2 separate regions of the Homo sapiens genome follow, and region 1 is linked to region 2. Evidence: chromatin loops called from intact Hi-C (ENCODE). Cell type or tissue: ascending aorta. All regions are shown on one strand. Links, peaks and the distances in the headings refer to the core of each region. The heading gives the core; the rest is flanking DNA. Region 1 overlaps SLC1A2 (solute carrier family 1 member 2). Region 2 overlaps SLC1A2 (solute carrier family 1 member 2).

What was found. Peaks named below come from ENCODE experiments on the same cell type or tissue, not always from the same donor. Only the 100,000 strongest peaks of a DNase experiment are listed, where the experiment ranks them.
Region 1: a loop joins it to region 2, with 2.0 times the contacts of the local background. A loop is called at or near these places in 12 of 110 quality-filtered maps.

The regions. Positions count from the first base shown.
Region 1 is chr11:35,242,160-35,253,122 of GRCh38, forward strand. It overlaps SLC1A2 (solute carrier family 1 member 2), which reads right to left. Exons shown (of 11, transcript NM_004171.4): 11 at 9,046-10,963. Among named protein-coding and RNA genes, the nearest start is that of CD44-AS1, 33 kb to the left of the region's middle. In ascending aorta, for the core only: no CTCF peak of the experiment used is centred there; DNase peaks (open chromatin) are centred at 3,864, 4,712 and 5,512; H3K27ac peaks cover 4,425 bases.
Region 2 is chr11:35,359,528-35,367,527 of GRCh38, forward strand. All of the region lies in intron 1 of SLC1A2 (solute carrier family 1 member 2), which reads right to left. Among named protein-coding and RNA genes, the nearest start is that of SLC1A2-AS2, 56 kb to the right of the region's middle. In ascending aorta, for the core only: no CTCF peak of the experiment used is centred there; DNase peaks (open chromatin) are centred at 3,794 and 4,674; H3K27ac peaks cover 5,661 bases.

The DNA.
Region 1 (10,963 bases), core at 1,540-9,539, 120 kb before region 2:
TTTCTAATCTACCAGTCCATTGTTTAATTTCCAATAACATAGCTATTTAAAAACCTCACTTTTAATTTGAAATAGGTGCAAAAAAGAAATAATGTTTTGTCATTCTGAAACTCTCTAGCCTCACTCTTAGGGAAACTATCATAACATTATATCTTCAGAGATTGACTTTACCTATTCTGTCATCTCCTTCATCCTGTGTTTGGAAAGTCTTCTTTAATGATCAAAGTCTTCTCTCTTCAGGACAGTTAAACATCATTTTCATAGGCACAATTTGTTACTAGCATATAAGGAGTGTTTTATTTTGTTCCCAACTGAGGTTACACCAGAGAAGACACATCTAAGCTGAAATACCAGAGCAAGAGATAGATTTGCTTAATGTTACCAGGCAGTTGTTTGCAGTACAAACAACTGCAAACTCTCAGTGGCCTAAAATAATAAAAGTTTATTGCTCATTCTTGCTATATGCTCCTCACAGGCCACAGACAATTTCTTTCATCATAGTCACTCAGAGACCCTGACTAATGGCACAACTGTGATCTAAAAATGTCTCTATTACCTGCCAGAAGGAAAGAGCAACTTAAGAAATATAAACAGTTGTGGAGCTAGAAGAGACAATTGCTTCTTAATTCGCAACAATACAAGATGAAATGAGAGAGATGCTTTATGCAATAAAACCCAACTCAACCTCAGAGGCAAAATCAACTCAAGTGCTTGGTCATTACATCCATTGTTAAAGCCTCTGCATTAACTAATGTGGCATCCAGGATATTCTTTCATTTAAAAAAATGGCTAAGGGAAAAATAAATCTAAGAATGCGCCTCTCTGCCTTAAGCCTGATTGACTCAAGGTACCCACAATTAAGAAAAAGGAACATGTTTTTAAAAGGGCTGTGGTTATGGTGGTTGGCATATATGGCTAATTAGAGTCAAAAAGATAAAGGCCAGCAGAGATGTTAAGAGTTGTGATGCCAAAAAAACTATGGAGTTTAATTAGAAAACTCTGTAACTGTTCAAGACCGAAAATGAACCTTAACTTTCTGAGAGCATAAAGCAGAGGATGTTGCTGAAGAGGAGATTATTTCCTAGTGTTCTCTTTAGATGCGTCAACAAAGTATAATGTAAAAAGAAGGACTTCCTAGAAGGTAATATTAAGGGCCATGGGGGAAGACAGGGAGATGGACTGGGGAAGCTGCCCCAGGGGGCCAGACCAGAATCTAATAAAAGCATTTTCCTTATTGGCTAGGTTCAGTGGCTCACTCTTGTAATCCCAGCACTTTGGGAGGCCAAAGCAGGTGAAGGGATCACTTGAGGCCAGGAATTTGAGACAAACCAGACAGACAAAACCCTGTCTCTACTAAAAATACAAAAAATTAGCTGGGTGTGGTGGTGCACACCTGTAGTCTCAACTACTCTCAAGGCTGAGGCATGAGACTCACTTGAACCCAGGAGGTGGAAGTTGTAGTGATCCGAGATTGCACTCCAGCCTGGTTGACAGTGAGACTTGGTCTCAAACAAACAAACAAACAAAAGAATTCCTTATTATAGTGTAAGGGCTCTGTAATGTCTGCCCATCAGGATTTCTGAAATGCTATGGCTCAGTGACTCGTAAGTCTTCCAGGGGTCACCTTTCCAGACAGGAGTATTTATGGTAACTGAACTGTTCCTATTCCACCATTGGAGTTTGTGTGCCAGGGAAAAGGAGGGAATGGAGCTACAGAAAACATGTATTTTCTGTTCACAAATTTTTGAGTCAATGGAAGCCACATCTGAACCATGTGTGAAAACTTCCATGCATCTTGCCAAGTTCTTGGACTTTGACCTTGATGTCATGACTGGATGAAACCTTTATGTGGTCTCTTTGAAGAATTTTGCGTGTGGGAAACAGAGTTACCGAATACTAGGTGACCAGAGAAGTAGACTGTGGTATCATATTTGTGCTGTTCACCAAATGTTTCTGGATCTCTCTCTCTACTCTCCAGCCCCCCAACATTCCCAATCCCCATTTTGAGAATGTGGTGGAATTGCATTTCATTATCCCTTGAAGCTGGGTGGGATTATGTGGCTAGATTTGACCAGGCTAGTGGGTTGTAAGCTGAGGTGACATTTAACTGCTCAGGTAAGGACTTTCCTAGAGCTCTTTTTCTCCATTGGCACGTCAACAAAAGCCTGTTTAAAAACAGTAGTTGATTGTCATCTAGGGTCCCTGAGTAACTACAGAGAGCAGGACCTTCTATTGACCTACAGTGAGACTGTGATGAAAGTCAATAATAAACTTATCTTGTTGAGACCATTGAGATTTTGATATTGTTTGTTACTGCAGGACAACTCAGCCCATCCTGACTGATACCTGCAAGGATGGCAGATATAAGACAAATATTAGTCACTCCCCCTTCCTTCTTCCTTTGCAATCATTTATAATCAATCTGGATTCTTTCCTAATCTGCCCAGATAGTGTCTAAGAATCTTCCTCACTCCTAGTTGATCAAAGCTCAGTCTCAATATGACACTCCTTGGCCTATTGACTTAGCAAATTCTTTAGGGAAGAGAATATGTTCTAACTGACTGGGGCCAACCAGTATGGGTACATCTATCGGCTCCAGTTATTTTTTGAGATCTCCTCTTTACCGTACATGGGTTTCATGATTCCAGGAGGTAGGCAAGTAGATAATGCAGGACCCTATGGGATAATAAGCATGATCAATCTTCTTTGAATGCCCTAAAGCCCCAAGCATAATTAGGACTTCAAAATTAGATATCAAGGGAAGTTGCCCCCAGCACAGAGGTTCAACCACCATAAGAAACAGATAATGTGACAGTATAGTCTCTGGGTTATTTGAGAAAACAGAGGGAATATAGTAGGAAGCATTGAAACTAGAAAGACTTTCAGGTCAGCTTCTTCTTAGGTGTGCATATTTCCTTCTCTGAATCTCAATTTCCTTATCTTCAAAATGGGGAGAGTGATAGCAACTACTTCACAGAGTTGTTTTGAAGACTAAAGAACCTACATAAGAGTCTGCCACATAGCAGGCATGTGGGGAATGGGATATTTAGGAGATGCTGTTGGTGCTCTGCCCAGACCCCCTTCCTGGATTGGTGCACTCATAGCCTAACTGCTGTGTTGACAGCTAAAAACTTGCAGCTGGCTCCAGCAAACGGCTTTCTGCAGATGGGAGCTGCCTCACCCTGGAGGTTATGCCTCCTTCCCGTAAGTAGCCCATAGCCAATGACTGACTGATATGAGTGCGCAAAGATAAACCTCGTTTCCTCAAGGAGACAACTCAAAGTTAGACTTTTCCTGAGACTATCTTCCTGCTCAGCTCTTTCCCTTCCCTGTCCTGCTCCCCTCGTGCCCTTACAGGCCCTCCTGAGAAATACTCCCTCAAGAAAATCTTGTGAATTTGAATTTTGTCACTGGGATCCCCACTTAAGACAATTAATAATTGTATTATTACTAATATTATTATTAATTAATGATTTACTATTAATAGTAAATAGCAGACTCTTAAGGTTGTGGTGATGCCCTGAGCTGCTGAAAACTATAGAGGGCACCATTTTGAGGTGATTCTAGCATAGCCACAGGGAAGCTCCGTCAACCTAAAAGCTCACAGAAGTTCCTCCTGAGATCTGCTCTTGGAAGAGCAAGAACATTTGTGAAAGAACACAAGGCAAAGAATAAAGGGATGATGGGAAGGAGAGCTGCTGGGAATTGATCAGCTAAGGGCATTCTGGAGAGTCATGCTGGGTGGGTACATTCCACAGAAATGGCCTTTCTCATGACATTTGTCTCAACTAGCCCATCCAAGGCTGTGAGCTGGGGACTCCCTGAGGGACTCCTCCAGTGAGGAAAAGAATTGCTTCATTTCTGGATGTCCTGTTTCCCATTGGAAGGGCCAGCTCAGGCTCCCATCTCAGTGAGAGGTCACTTGGGCCAGGCTGAAACTCACTTCGTTTCCCTGAAGAAATGCAGTGCCTTCTCTCACTGCTAAGCCTCAGAGACTTGGCAAGTAACTGAAGACATTTGGAACATCAGATAATGCAAACTCGTAATGACCATGAAGCTCCTCTAGACTAAAGGTGGGGTTATCCCAGGCTAGGTCAGGAAAGCTCATGGTCTACTAACAAAGCTCAGATTTGGGGGAGGGCAGCTGAACTATGGATTACATGCTGGTGTCCATGTGATATGGTTGGGGTAAAGGCCAAACTGGGAGAGAGGAGGCATGACTTCTTCCAGCTTGGTCACAAAGAAGTGGTGATTGGTAACGCTAAGGATGAAAATAGTGATAATGAGGATGATGATGAGGATGATGGTGGTAACTATCACTGACTGAGCCCTCATTATGTGCCAAGCACTGGACTAACTACTTTATGAATGTTCTCATATGAAAATCTCTATCTCATAGGCATGATTAGCCCCATTCTACTGATGAAGCAATTGAGGCTAAGTTAACAATCCAATCATCCATAGCTAGGAAAGGGATGGAGCCAGGACTTAAGCTTGGTTTGTAACTGAGTTACCTCTAGTTCATTTAAACTAGGGTATCTTCTTCCTTATCTGCAAAAAAGCACGGGCTAACAATCTGGCTTTACAATCTGGAATGATCTCTGTCCTCATCACCAAGATGAAAGGGAAGTTTGGGATCAGGTGGAGAAGGAAGATGGTGTTCCAACGGAACTGTTCACTCAAAGGAAGGCAGTTGGGAAATTCTGTGGCTCCTCCGTTTGTGAGCAGTGTGTTATTCAGGCCTGGAAAACATCTGAGAAGTGACAGAAGCTGTTGGAGAATTCCAGGGGAGTCAGGTCACTCAACAAAAGGAGTGAGGAACAGATGACTGCAATTCTAAATTTGTCTTTTTTTCCTTAACTGGAAGCCACTAGATTTTTCCAGACAATATTTGGAAGGCTAAAATCTGATTACCCCAAATAACAGACATAAAAAGATGTGGAGGTTTTACATATTCATTCAGCTTGTAAAAAGGAAAGGGAGAACCATGAAATAATATTTTATTTATCTGCTTTATGGAATTCTTCAGAGTTTAACGTCTCTGCTTTTAAACGTTTGAGAGTAAAAACAGTATTTGCATTGGATGGCTTTATTCTTTTTATATTTTTTTGGACAAGCTGTGTGGACCCAGTCTACACTCTGGAATTTGAGCCTGACTCTGTGGCTCAGTTTTTCTTAGGACAATATGGGAATTAAATATGGCCTTTCACTGCCTCAGTGGAAGAATGAATTAATTGAACTTTAAAAACTACCAGGACAAAGAATTATTGAGCTAAAAACATTTGTGTTGTTGCCAGGGACTCCACAGTCTTCTCTCCTTGCTCAACCCAAGTCAGATGTGTGGGCATCTCTACTCACACCTTCCTGTCTGGGCTGAAAGGTGACAAGTGAGGAAAGCTTCTCATGAAAGCTCTCCTGGAGGTGCCTGAACCCGCTGTCACCTGTGGTTCTTTGACGTACAGAACACTGGCATCCTGTTTATGACATTGTGCCTGGAAGGAGGTGCCCACACTAGGGCCAGTGCCTTAGGTGGCAGGCCACACAGTTCACGCTCTTTGCAGGTATTGCCCTTTGTGGTTCTACAATCCTCCATCACAGGGCAGGGCACTGCAATGGACTGAATGTTTGTTTTTACCCCAAAATTTATAAGTTGAAATCCAAACCCTCAAGGTGATAGTATTAAGAGGTGGGGCCTTTGGGAAGTGATTAGATCATGAGGATAGATTCCTCACGAATGGGATGAGAGCCCTTATAAAAATGACCTCAGATAGTTCCCCTGCCCTCTTTCTGCCATGTGAGGATATAAGGAGAAACCCAGAAGGGGGGCCCTCCCCAGAAAACACCATGCTGCCACACTGATCTCACACTGCAAGCCTTCCTCAACTGCAAGGCATTGATTTCTGTAGTTGATAAAGCACTCAGCCTATAGGGTTCTCACAGCCAGAACTTCGTTGGGGATGTGGCTCAAGGGGCTCCTGGCAGTTCTTGTGGTAGGTGGAAAGACTTTTTTGTGACTTTCTGTAACTTCCTCTGTTAATTGGCAATTCACATCAAAGCAAACAGCCCGCTGATGTCAGGTAGAGCCTGCTGGGCCTCACACATTATCGGTCAAAGAAGAGATCAAAGATGAAGTGGGCCCTGTTTTGCTCCCATTAGATCTGTGCTCAAAGGCCTCATCATTTGAGCCTGAGGAAAGAAGGCCTCGGCCCTTCATCTTACACTCCCTTCCTAAAAATGGTCTCATTTTGCTTGTCTCAGTATCCATGTTGGCAAGATGGACCCATAACACAGCCAGCGATGTATGGATCACTAGGAGATTACTAGCAATGCATGGATCACTAGGGAATTACTACTAGTGCATGGATCACTAGGGGATTACTAGTGGTGCATGGATCACTAGGGGTCCAGCAGTGCATGGATCACTAGAGGATTACTAGCAGTGCATGGATCACCTGGGGATTACTAGTGGTGCATGGATCACTAGGGGTCCAGCAGTGCATGGATCACTAGAGGATTACTAGCAGTGCATGGATCACCTGGGGATTACTAGTGGTGCATGGATCACCAGGGGATTACTAGCAGTGCATGGATCACCAGGGGATTACTAGCGGTGCATGGATCACCAGGGGATTACTAGCAGTGCATGGATCACTAGGGGATTATTAGCAGTGTGTGAATCACTTGGGGAATACTAGCAGTGCATGGATTATTAGGGGTGCCAAATGGTTAACAAGTGGACTCACTGATGGGGCTATGGACAAATGGGTAAAAGATTTGAACAGGAACTTTTCAGTCACATACACATACTTCTTAAAAATTAGGACCACATGCACTAAAGCCTCCTGGGTCATACACACAGGAGACATAGATGACAATGTCCATAGCAGCCCTGCTCGACATAGAAAAACACCTGGAAAAGAGCACAAGTCCACTGTCCAAAAAAATGAATAAACAAAGCATGACATATTTCACATGCTATCATATTATTACACAACCGTGTAATGAACAAACCACAGTTACTTGAAACAACATGGATGGACTGAGAAACACAATGCTAAATAGAAAAATAACAGTTCAAAAAGACTACATGCACTCTTTTTAAAAAAGCTCAAAAATAAGCAAAGCTGGTTTGGGTACACGTATGTTGGGGGGGGTAGAACTATTTAAAAAAAAATCAACAGGGGAACAATAGACACAAAATTGCAAGTAGCAGCTTCCTCTGGGGAGTAAAGCATGAGAACAAGGTAAGGGAGGAGCACGAGAACAAGCGAGGAGCACCGGGTGAAGGAAGGCTGTTGGCGACGCTCTATAGCTCTTGCATTGGGTAGTGGGCTTGTGGGCTAGTATCTCATGTGGCATAAGACCAAGACATGGGTTACAGAGATTCTTTTGTAGGTATGAGATGTTATATTAAGATAGTAAGATTAGAAAATAAAAGTAAATCTGTAGTCATGATGACTTACCTGGGTAAGATAATTCAAATTTCACAGTCCAAAAGCGTAGAAGTGATCTACTTGAAACCCCTCATTTTATGTATGCCAAGATGACTTCCAAATTGCATAGACATTTGGCCACATTCGTATGACCCTTCAGTGACTGAGTGGAGACCAGAATTCCTGGGTCAAAACTCTCAGTCCACAATTACTCTTTCCCTACTTACCCCTGTAAATTCTTTTTTATTTTTCCTTTTCATGCAGTGGTAATTAAAAGCAGCACTTAGTGGGCCCTCACAAAGGATGGATTAAACACCTCTGATCCAGAAGAGCAGGGAAATCACATTCCCTGAGCAAGCAAAGTCAAGTCTCTCTCTGGGTGTGTTGCCTTTGGCAGGAGTGGCTGATTTGGACCTAAGAGTATACATACTAAAGCATTAAGAAGTTTACCTTAACTCTGATTTGTGGCTATCTGCTATCTTAAAATAAAATGGCAGCTCAGAGATTTACTAATGAGCATATTTTCTGTAATTAAGATTTTAATAACATTTTGAATGTGGATGGGATGTAGACCTGGCTCCAAGGGAAGAACAAAACATGTCTTTTCAAATGAAGTGTCCATTTTCAATATTTTAATAAATTACCGACAGTGGTGAAAAAAATCGTGGTGTATCACATCTATGTATTTTACTTACTTAAAATCAAATATTTGCCTCATTTCCCCCTAAAATAGAATAAGAGAAAACAATTCAACTAATCCAGGCCATCTAACAGTGGGTGTCCTACAGTGTGACGCAAGAGTCTGCCACTCTTTCTGTGGGTCTCTGTTCCTGGACATATACCTTTCAGTGCATCAGAATCTCACCATGCTGGGTGTGATCCTACTGTCGAAGAGCATGCATTTTATTTCTACAGCATCACCAGTTAAGGCTTGCCCCTTACTTCCACAGTCATTATTTTTCCAATACTGGAGGAAAAACTTGCTATGTTGAACTTGTCGAGAAATGATATGTTTGTATACTATCCTTTATGAATGATTTAAGGGATTTCCATGGCCTGATAGTCATTAGAGCTATTCACCAGCTAGTTCCAGTTTTCTTCCTGTGAATCTGGTGAGGTTGCACTTCCTTTCATAGTTAGATGGAGCTATGTGAATTGATTTGGCCCTTGAAATATGAGCAGAAGTGAGGTACACACATTCAGGGGAAGCTGTAAGAGTCCATGTAAGATTTGCCAAGTTCCTCTTCCTGCACTGGCAGCTGCAAAAGCATGGAGATGGAGCCTCCCTCATACATCCTGAGTGAGGACAGCACAGAGCAGAGTCTCCCAGCCAACTGGTAATGGACATGTCACATGAATAAGAAATACACTTTGGTTTTAAGGCCCTGAGATTTGAGGGCTACCCCATACCAGCTGATTCATTGACTATATACCATTTCATTCAACTTACTAACTTTAGATTGCACGATGTAATTCCAATAGATATTTAGGCTTCCTAGAAAATACTCATTTTAACATTGTAGCCATCAATTCATGTTTCTACAAAAAGAACACTACTATGTAACCAACAATTAGTCTAAAATGGGAATTAAAGAAGAGGCAACAACCAAAATAAATTGAAATCCACATTTATTGATGAGAGATATATACACAAAAGTTAAAACACTTAGTGAAATATTGGATTCACAGGTTATTTCCAGTATATAAAGAATATCCAGTTATTTTACACGTGAAATGTTACAGTAATCAGTCCACATTGTAAGAAAGCTTAGAAAGCTAAAGGCGAAAACAAAAGACCTCAACTACCCAAAATGTGCTTCATCAACAAGGCATTTTCTAGTAGCATATATGAGAAACAATTCAAAAATTAGTTGAAGATTTTATCTTTTTGCATTCATTAGTCTTTAAACACTATGTGCTATAGATGCTCTGTGCTACGTGACTTCAGACCAATGGGGATTGTGAATGTGAGGAATACAATTAGTTTTATCTTTTGTTCTGGACATACAAGAATTTTCAAAGAGAATCCTGCATAAAGCCCAGTTTTATTTCAGGAAGTATTCCATCCTAAATTTGAAAGGAGTTGAAGAAGCCACATTTTCAAGGAAAAATTAGCCTGTCCACCATATCTCCTCATATGAAGCAGCCACTGCAAATTAATGTGCTTCATGCCCCCTGATGATATTGTAGGCTTTACCCTTCTTGGGAAAAGAGTAGGGCACTCAGGGTTCCCTATAGCACATGGCTAGTTCTTCTCTGTCCTTGGGGAGGAGAAAGGGGTTACAGGAACTATAGACCTCACAGCATTGTATTTAGCGATAATTATACAGAATGTGTGTTTTAGGAGGCAACTGTAAACTTGCATTAGTTAATCCCATCTTCAATCATTCAAAACATGCACACAGAACATATTAGGTAGAGAACGTCATACTCCCTCATATATGTGGGACCTGTGTTCATCAGTTGCCCCTCTACAACCGCATAAGCTGTACACTCACTATTCCTGTGCTTCTAGTGCTCTAAGTTTTTTACAGAGAACTCTGAAGTTTATAGCCAGAACTGTGCTTTCGTAGGGTTTCACCTGCAGATGCATTTGCAGTTAGTTAGTCAGCAATGTTTTTTCCTGTACCCTGACTCAAAAATCCAAGGGAGACAAGGCTCCTCAGAACCTTTAAGTCATGAGCATCATGATGAGTATTTGGCAACCAGAGAGGCTGACCTTTCTCTAAAGACATGATGCTAATATGCACAGAGTCAGACTAACTTTTTGTTCCTCTGAGCCCAATCCACCAAGCAAAGGAGGACTGTAGATGGATGTTCTCATTCTAAACCTACCTAAGTCTAGGTAATCAAAAGTTCCACAGTTGCATTCACCATGTATTAAACAGACATGAGATGACCTTTCACTAAGAACCAGGACACACACCCAGCCCATCCCTGCTCTGAATTGTGTATTTACAAAGGTGCTGGACACACACAGACTTTCAAACAATCATCAGTACAAAGGATTCACAGATAAATTCTTCACTCATATATATTCCCAAGCCACACTGAGAAAGAGGAGAAATGATTCACGACTAGTTATCTAAGAAGGAAAAAGAAATGTTTGCAAAACACCGATCAACATGTCTACTGCATTTAGATGAATAGCCAAAAATAACATATACATTTAAATTACAATACATCTATACACCATTTCACTGAAATTACACCTAGATACCTACATTATAGCTACACAAAGTGCATAGGCACTGTTCTTCATGCGTGAACCAAGTGTCAGTGTGTATACACAAGAGCTTCATGCTTTGACAGCTAGCTGTACTTGAAAATAGATACAATTATTGCCAGTCGAGGGTACATCTAATCTGTTTGTTTAATGAAGAGCAGGTTCAAATACATACCAATACACTTTCTATGTAACTGACTACTTTTTAAACCACGGTAAAAATACTACTCCTACCACCATCTCAGAAAGTATTTGGTGGAAGGAAGACACCTCGTCTCTGCAGTGGCTATCGTTTTACCTTTCG
Region 2 (8,000 bases), core at 1-8,000:
TTGGATGTTGTGTAATCATGAGAGTAAAGTCATCATCAGTATCATGTAATTAATATATTATTTAAGCAGTCATTTCAAGGGGAATAATTTGATGTGGAAAGATAAAAATAACTCTGGTTCTTCCATTAATTCATTAATTCATTCAGCGTACCAAGTACTTGGCTCACTGCCAGGCACTGGCATGCAGAGACCTGTGCATTTTATTCAGCATCCTAAGATGTTTCAGAAACCAATTGTTTTTCCTGAAAATCAGATTATATTTCCCAACTCTTACTCCTTTCTCTGAGCCTCAATGTTCCTAAGGAAGATCTCATTCACAGGAGCGAAATCACATTATTTCAGCCCCTGGGAAAAGCAAGTGTCTTTGCCAAATACCAAAATAGGCTCTCATGAGTGTCTTATAATAACCTATTTTTCTGCCTTTTCATTTCTCCTCCCTCTCCAGGAATGCAAACTGATTCCTCCCTTCTCATCACCCCTCACAACCCACCCTTAACCCATCCAAGATTTCTGACCTGACCATTCTCTCGGCTCCAGGAACGTGCTGGTCACGTAGTGCTGGAGTGAGCTGTGCCTTCCATCACAGTCCTGCTATACTATAGAGGAAAAGCTGTCGGGGGCTTTAAAGTTTACCTACCCAGTGTTTTGATGACAAAGACGTCACAAACTGTCCTACTGACTTTTGTCATTTGGTTCGAGAGCCCAAGGTCACTGTTTGTTTGGACATTGTGTAATTATGGGAGTTAAAGTCATCATCAGTGTCATCTTTGGCCTTTGATGTCCCTTTTCTCTCCTTAGGCAAGAACCATGGCTGTTTCCCTCCCACGTTTTGTGAATTTCTACTTGGTTATCCCAGCAGCCTGTGGGTAAGCCCCTGAGCCTGTCAGTAGCTCTGACACCAGATGACCTTCCCTGGGTGCCTACCTTCACTTCTCTAACACCACCCTTCCAACCCCAGTGACCATTAACCATTTCATCCTTGGAAGACTTGCTCTTTGACATTTAACCCTGACCCAGTAAAGTCATTAGTCTTTAACTTCTAAATCCCAGTGTAGAAGAAACTAGCTCATTTTAAGGCCCAGAGATGCCCCAGCTTCTGATCTTTTCTTGATGCTTAAATTCTAAATGTTCCATAGCTTAATTTACTCCTGGATTTTGTGGAAGGACCTCTCTTTGTTTTCTAATTAAATGTAAAATGAAAGGTCAAGCTGTTGTTTTGAGGTAGGTTTGGACTCTAGTCTCCATGTCACCTTCCATGGCTTCCATAAACCATAACACCATTTCTCAGATGTGCCTCTCAGAACACTAATCACCTAAAATGTTCCTGCATTTATTTTGTTTATTTATTTATTATTATTTTTTTTTTGAGAAAGAGTCTCATTCTGTTGCCCACGCTGGAGTACAGTGGTGCAATCTCGGCCCACTGCAACGTCCACCTCCCGGGCTCAAGTGATTTTCCTGTCTCAGCCTCCTGAGTAGCTGGGACTACAGGTGCCCACCAGCATGCCCAACTAATTTTTGTATGTTTAGTAGAGATGGGGTTTCACCATGTTGGCCAGGGTGGTCTCAAACTCCTGACCTCAAGTGATTCACCTGCCTCAGCCTCGCAAAATGCTGGGATTATAGGCATGAGCCACCATGACTGGCCTGCTCCTGCATTTTAAGATGATGGGGGTCAAATCAGATTTGACAGAGCTGCCCACTTTTGGAGGCTAAGAATGTACATTAGTTTATTAAAGGCTCTGAGAAATTCTGCAGTGAAGAAACATTCAACTTTGCTTAACCAAGCCATACCCAAAGTTACCCAGAACATGTTAACTTTTTGTTTGTTTTATTTTTCTTATGTAAGAACTATATAGATGTATGGATTTATTGATCCAAGGAACATACTCTGAAGCAATAGTCTTCTATATAAAGATCAAGCTCCCTAACATAGCACACAGGCCCTCTGTGTCCAGGCTGGCCTCCCTCACTTCTGGAGAAGGCCTTTGTTACTCGCTCCTCCTTTCTGCTTCCCCCACCCCTTGTCAGGCATCAAAATCTCCCATATCATGGCAATCCTTTAGGTTAAGAAGAGGGGACAAATGGGTGAGAACACAGAGGACTCTGAGTCTAAGCCACAGAGTTGGATTTAGTCTTAGGGTAGAAAGGAATAAAGGCTTTTGTCAGCTGGGTACGGTGGCTCACACCTGTAATCTCAGCACTTTGGGAGGCCTAGGCAGGAGGACTCCTTGAGCCTAGGAGTTCAAGACCACCCTGGACAACATGGCAAAACCAAGTCTTCCACAAAAATACAAAAATTAACTGGGCATGGTGATGCCTGCCTGCAGTCTCAGCTACTCCAAGGGCTGAAGTAGAGGATCACTTGAGCCTGGGAGGTTGAGGCTGCAGTGAGCCACGTTCACACCACTGCACTCTAGCCTAGGTGATAGACACAGTGAGACCCTGTCTCAAAAATAAATAAATAATTAAAGACTTTTGTCATCATATTGGTAGGATTCAGGCTGCTATATAGAATTATTAATCTGACCAGAGGTTAGCACAGAGAATGGAGCTTCAGTTCTCACCTGGTATAGGCAATGGTGGAGATCGGGCCAGGGGACTCTCCAAACTACCATCTACCCCAGACAGCAGATGCCCAAGATGTTTTGCATGTGGCCTGATGCAGAGCTCTGCTCTGCACAATCCCCGCAGGTGTCTGGATCATCTAGACACACTCCTCACCATATCTGTGGCTCTTTCATAGCTGTCTCTGGCCCCTCCCTGGGCCATTTCAATCCCAATCTGAAATTTTCACAGGAGATATAACATCTGAGAGAGGACTGTTCTTCAGTTGGTTCCTAATAGCAGCCATAGATAAATATGTTAAAATAAAGAATCCTGTGGCCTGCAGTGGACATCTTTTGGAGCACCACCTGAGATTCCAATCCTACTTTCAACACTCATGAGCTGTGTGGCCTTGGACAGATTATCTAACATCTGTGAACCTCAAATACTTCATTCATACAACAGATGATAATAATAATAACTATTCACGGGACTGTAGTGAAAATTAATTCCATCAATACATGTGAAAGTGCCTGGAATGTGGCATGCAACATATGGTAACTATTATGATTATCCTTACTATGTTGTATTTGTTCATTCCACAAAAATTTCTTAGGCAAAACAACCATTGACTTTATGAGCCTTAAATGGCCTTTGAGCAACTTTGCTTTTGAGAGTCGCCATGGGAATCCATGGCAAATCCACAGCAAACTGGATTTTCAGGTCTCATGTCTTAGCAGCCTGACTACATCCAACTTCTAGTTGCAGCATCTACTCCCCCTTTTGGTGACATTTATCACTTTAGGACAATGATACTAGCTAATCTTCACTGAAGACTTACTATGTGCCAGCCACATTCTAAATGCTTCACATTTGGCTTGTTTGAATCTTTCAAAAACCTGATGAGGTAGCACTACTATTATTCCTATTGGGGACAAGAAGAAGGCACAGAGAGACTGAGCAACTTGCTGAAGTTCACAAAGCAGGTCAGCGGCAGACCCTCAAAGTCGGACTCCTGAGCCAATGCATGTTACTATTGCACACCCTGCCTCTCACTGGAGAGGCTTACTGTCTCTCTAGAGAAGGGGAGGTGTGCAGCATGAATGTCATAAAGGATGGGAAGTGGAGAAGCCAGGAGTGGCTGCAGGTGAGGTTCAGAAAGCAAAACCATCTTTTGGGTGTTGTGTATTCTGCCCCAGATGACAATTTTGGGGTTGTTCCAGACCGTGGATGTCTGAGTAGGAGGCAGACAGCAGGCTGTTGCCTGGTAGTGGGGAAGGAAGGGCGGATGGCTTGGAGCTTGGGACACAGCTAAAGTTGCTACAGATGCCTCTTCTCGGTTGCCAAAGGTTTTGTAACTTACAAAATAGGGAGCTCATTGGAGGGTTTCAAACCTCATTTGGGGTACAGGACCAGAGAATGCCTTCAGATCTCTCCAGGCTGTCAAATTCCAGGATACAAGTTCCCCCAGGGACATCTCTAACACATCTGGCTTGGTCTCAAAATGACAGAGGAACTAGCACTTAGAGCACTTTCTGTCAGCCAGTTGCTTTATACTGAGTTCTTCCAGCAACTCTCTGCACGGAATTATTATTATGTCCATCTTCTTGATGAGGCAAAGAGAGAGAAAATAACTTGCTCCAGGACACGTGGCTGACAAGGTCTGGAGCTAGGACCTGAGCCAAAGAAAGAAGGAAGAAAATGATATCTGGGTGTAGTACTTGGTACTCAATAGGTGTTTTGAACAGGAGGGGCATCATACCTTTTCCTCACTGATTGGTTCTCATTCAAGCATCTACAAAGGACCAGGACACGGAGGTGTACAAGGCAGGCTAGGTCTGTACCTGCACTGAGTGGTATTTCCTGTTCCACCAAAGACAAGAGCTTAGCAGGTGGCAGGGGCACCGGCAGAAAGAGGATGACCCTCAGACCCAGGACCCTGCACTGTTTTCCATTGCTGCCATCCCATGCACAGAGGCTGGATTGAAAAGCAGCTCTTGGAACAGAGTCTGCTTGCTCTGACACTAAGAACACCATATGTGTCCCTGCCACAAAGGGAGAGAAGACACTCCCTGCTGTTCTGGAGGTGGTGTCCAGGAGCTGGCAAGCAGCCTCTTGGCATTTTATTTCAATAGCTGAGGGTGGGGGCTGTGGGGAGAGTTAAGCAATGGAAAGTTTTCCTTTGTGCTGCCCTCACAAGGCATTTCTGGAAAGGGTCAGTTTGGGGTGATTCATCATCTACCCATGTAGACTCACACTGAGAAGCCAGCTCAGATACTGTGATTAAAAATACATTTCTTCTCACCTACTTTCTTATTAATATTCTGTAAGTGTACTAAAGGGGCCTCAGTCAATAGTAAGAAAAGTTCATTTACCCAGTAGTAGCTACACTGGCTCTAATCATTTGGTGAATGTAACTATCTACCTAAAGACTTGATTTTCTTTTCAAAGAGCTATGGTAAAATGCCAAGCACTAAACAATCCAGCAAAGCAATTACTTGCTCAACAGTCTGCTGAAGTTTGAATACCACTCACTAACTACACACATTAGGTAAGTGATCAGATTTCCCTGAGCCTTAGTTTCTTCATATGTAAAATGGAGATAATCAGGATACCTATTGTAGTCATAGGTTAATACATACACACCCCCATGATGGTGCCTGGAACATCACCTGCACTCAATACAAGTTAGCTATCATTATGCACACTCAACCTATTTCTTAATATTTATGGTCATTTATTCTCTTACTGTGTGTGCCAGGTGCAGGGCTGAGGGCTTATAGACATCACACAATTCAGTCCTCAAGACAACCCTGTGAGGTGGGTATTAAGCCCATATTACAGATGAGAAAATGGAGAAAAAGAAGTCCATACCTGGTGGATGGCAGAGCAGGGCAGGTTCATCTGAACGCACAGCCAATGCGTTTTAGAGTAAGACTGTGAAACTAGCAAGAGAGAAAACCTTATGATCTCTGTTTAACAGGTCAAGAAACTGAGGCAGAGAGATGTTAAGTGACAAATCCACATCCAGTTTTGTTTGCACAACACATGGGACAAACATCAAAGTGGATGGGTCAGGAGATGATACTGAGGAGGCCGAGGAATAAGCTGGCTTTCTCCCTTGACTAAAATAATACAGCAAAGGTGCTTCTGGTCCCTCTGGGGCTGGGTTGTATCCATGCCATTTGGGCAACTCCTCTAAGTGCCTCCAAAGCCCTTGACATTGCTCCTTACACATGATCAATGATATGGTAAAGCTGGTGTAACTACAGCCCTGCCATCAGCCTGGCTCTGAGGTCAGCATTTCCAGCATCAGTCTCAGTGTAGCATTCCCAAGTCTCCACAATCACCAAAGATCATAAACGGTGTGAGTTTGAATCCTTGTCGTAAAATCTGCTCCTAGGAACCCAAACCAACACAGAACCAAAGTAACACATGCCATTTTCAAGCAGAAACATTAACTTCTACATGTGGGATCACTCATCCGAAAAACTCCTCTTCATCCTTTAAAACCCCGCTCTGCTGTCTCTGTCTCTGCAGACTTCCCTGACCATCCCCAGCCTGCAACAAAAGTGATGTTTACCACTCCTGAACTATTTCTGTTTTCTTTACATAATTCAAATTGTTGTTACCCAGGGTGGACTGGCCATTACAGTTTATATGTCTGTCTGTCTGTCTCTCCCATCAGGCTGTGCACACCTCCATCGAGGCATCCACAATTTATTTCAGTTCCTTGGGAATTAGCAATGCATATATGGTCTACATCAGTGGCTCTCTACAGGGGTGACTTTTCCCCTAGGAACACGTGGCAACACCTGGAGACATGTTTGGTTGTCACAATTATGAGGTGAGGGGAGGGAGGCTATGGGCACCAAGTGGGTAGAGGACAGGAATGCTGCTAAACATGCTATAATGCATAAAACAGTCCTCCACGGCAAAGAATTAGCCAGCCCCAAATGTCAATAGTGCTGAGGTCAAAACACCCTGGTCTGGATGGTAGCTCTCAGTTAACCATCTATTACATGTACTGTGTCAACTAGAGTTTATTATACTTATGAATCAGGGTTCAGGGCCTGTTTTGGTTCTCAAGTATTGCTGCACCTCTGTGGGAGGATTACACTTCTCTATCCCTGAAGACGTCCTTTGCCACGTGAATTCCTTTGGATAAAGAAATGTGAGCATGTCTCAGATGCTCTCAGTGCCCCACTCACGTCCCTCCTCTCTGTCCCTCTAATGCACTCCAGCCAACTTGTAACTGCTAGCATCTATCTCTTTGTCTGAGTGCTTTCTCGGAAGCTAGAAGGCTACTCTCTGTGTGTACACACGGGCTGGAAGTGCTAGGAAATTAAAACTCCTCAGGAGTAGCCTTCAACCCATGTCTGGAAGGTTTGGTTGTGTAAATATACCAGCTCCCTTGTTCCTCAGGAGGGTAATTCTAAGGCACATGATTTGCCCTGTTTTCCAGAATTTCTCCATGGGACTGAACTGGAGTTGTCCACAGTGGTAGCTAGCTTGATAACACATGTTCTCCTGACTGCCTTCCTTGTCTCATTTCTCCATTCCCTGATTGATGTTTCCTATATCTCCCTAATAATCTGTATGAGTTTGAAGCCGTGTTGTAAAATCTGCTCCTAGGAACCCAAACCAACACAAAACAGAAGTAACACATGCCACTTCCAAGTAGAAGCATTAGGAAGTTCCCCATGGTTCTGCTATTGCTCTTTTCCCCTCTGGTTTAAGAGAGGTGTGGCCCTGGCTGCTGCTTCAGCCCGGGTCCTAGGTGAAGAAGGTACAGTAAATGCATGCAGTTGCCCTGCAACCAATGTGTAACAGACACAAAATCAAATTTTGTTGTTGGAAATCACTGAAACATGGGAGTGGTTGTTATTGAAGCAGAACCTGGTCAAAGCTGACTAATACAGGGCTTCTCACTCCTGGGAGGACCTTCCTAACTGACTCTATCATAGCAGACTTGCTACTTACCTCCCAAATGATACTCATCTAAGGGTAAAAATCATATAGCATAACCCTGTCATCTCCTTGAGTTTGGAGACAGTTGTTTACTTCCTTCTCTTTGTGGAGTTTCTTTGTAATGCATGGTGCTTTGTGCAGTGCCAGGGCATTGGTGAGCACCTACAATAACTGGTAGATTTGACCCTGAGCTATCTGGGTTTTACCATGGGCCAGTTCATGCCTGGTGGCTGTTGTGGGAAAAAGAGACTCAAGATGAGGAACTTGACCCAGAAATGGATGAAATAATTATTCACACTGCAGTTGCTCTCAGCCAGGGTGACCTTGGGGGAAATGCCTTCTGCATCTGGACCCTCATGTGTCTAACACAGGATCTGATCCTGAGCTTAAGTTCCGTCCCCAGCACTCAGCTTCTATGGTTCAATGAAGACCAAAGCAAACTCCATTTTCCCGAACCCCTGCTTTACCCATCAGCCTTCAGA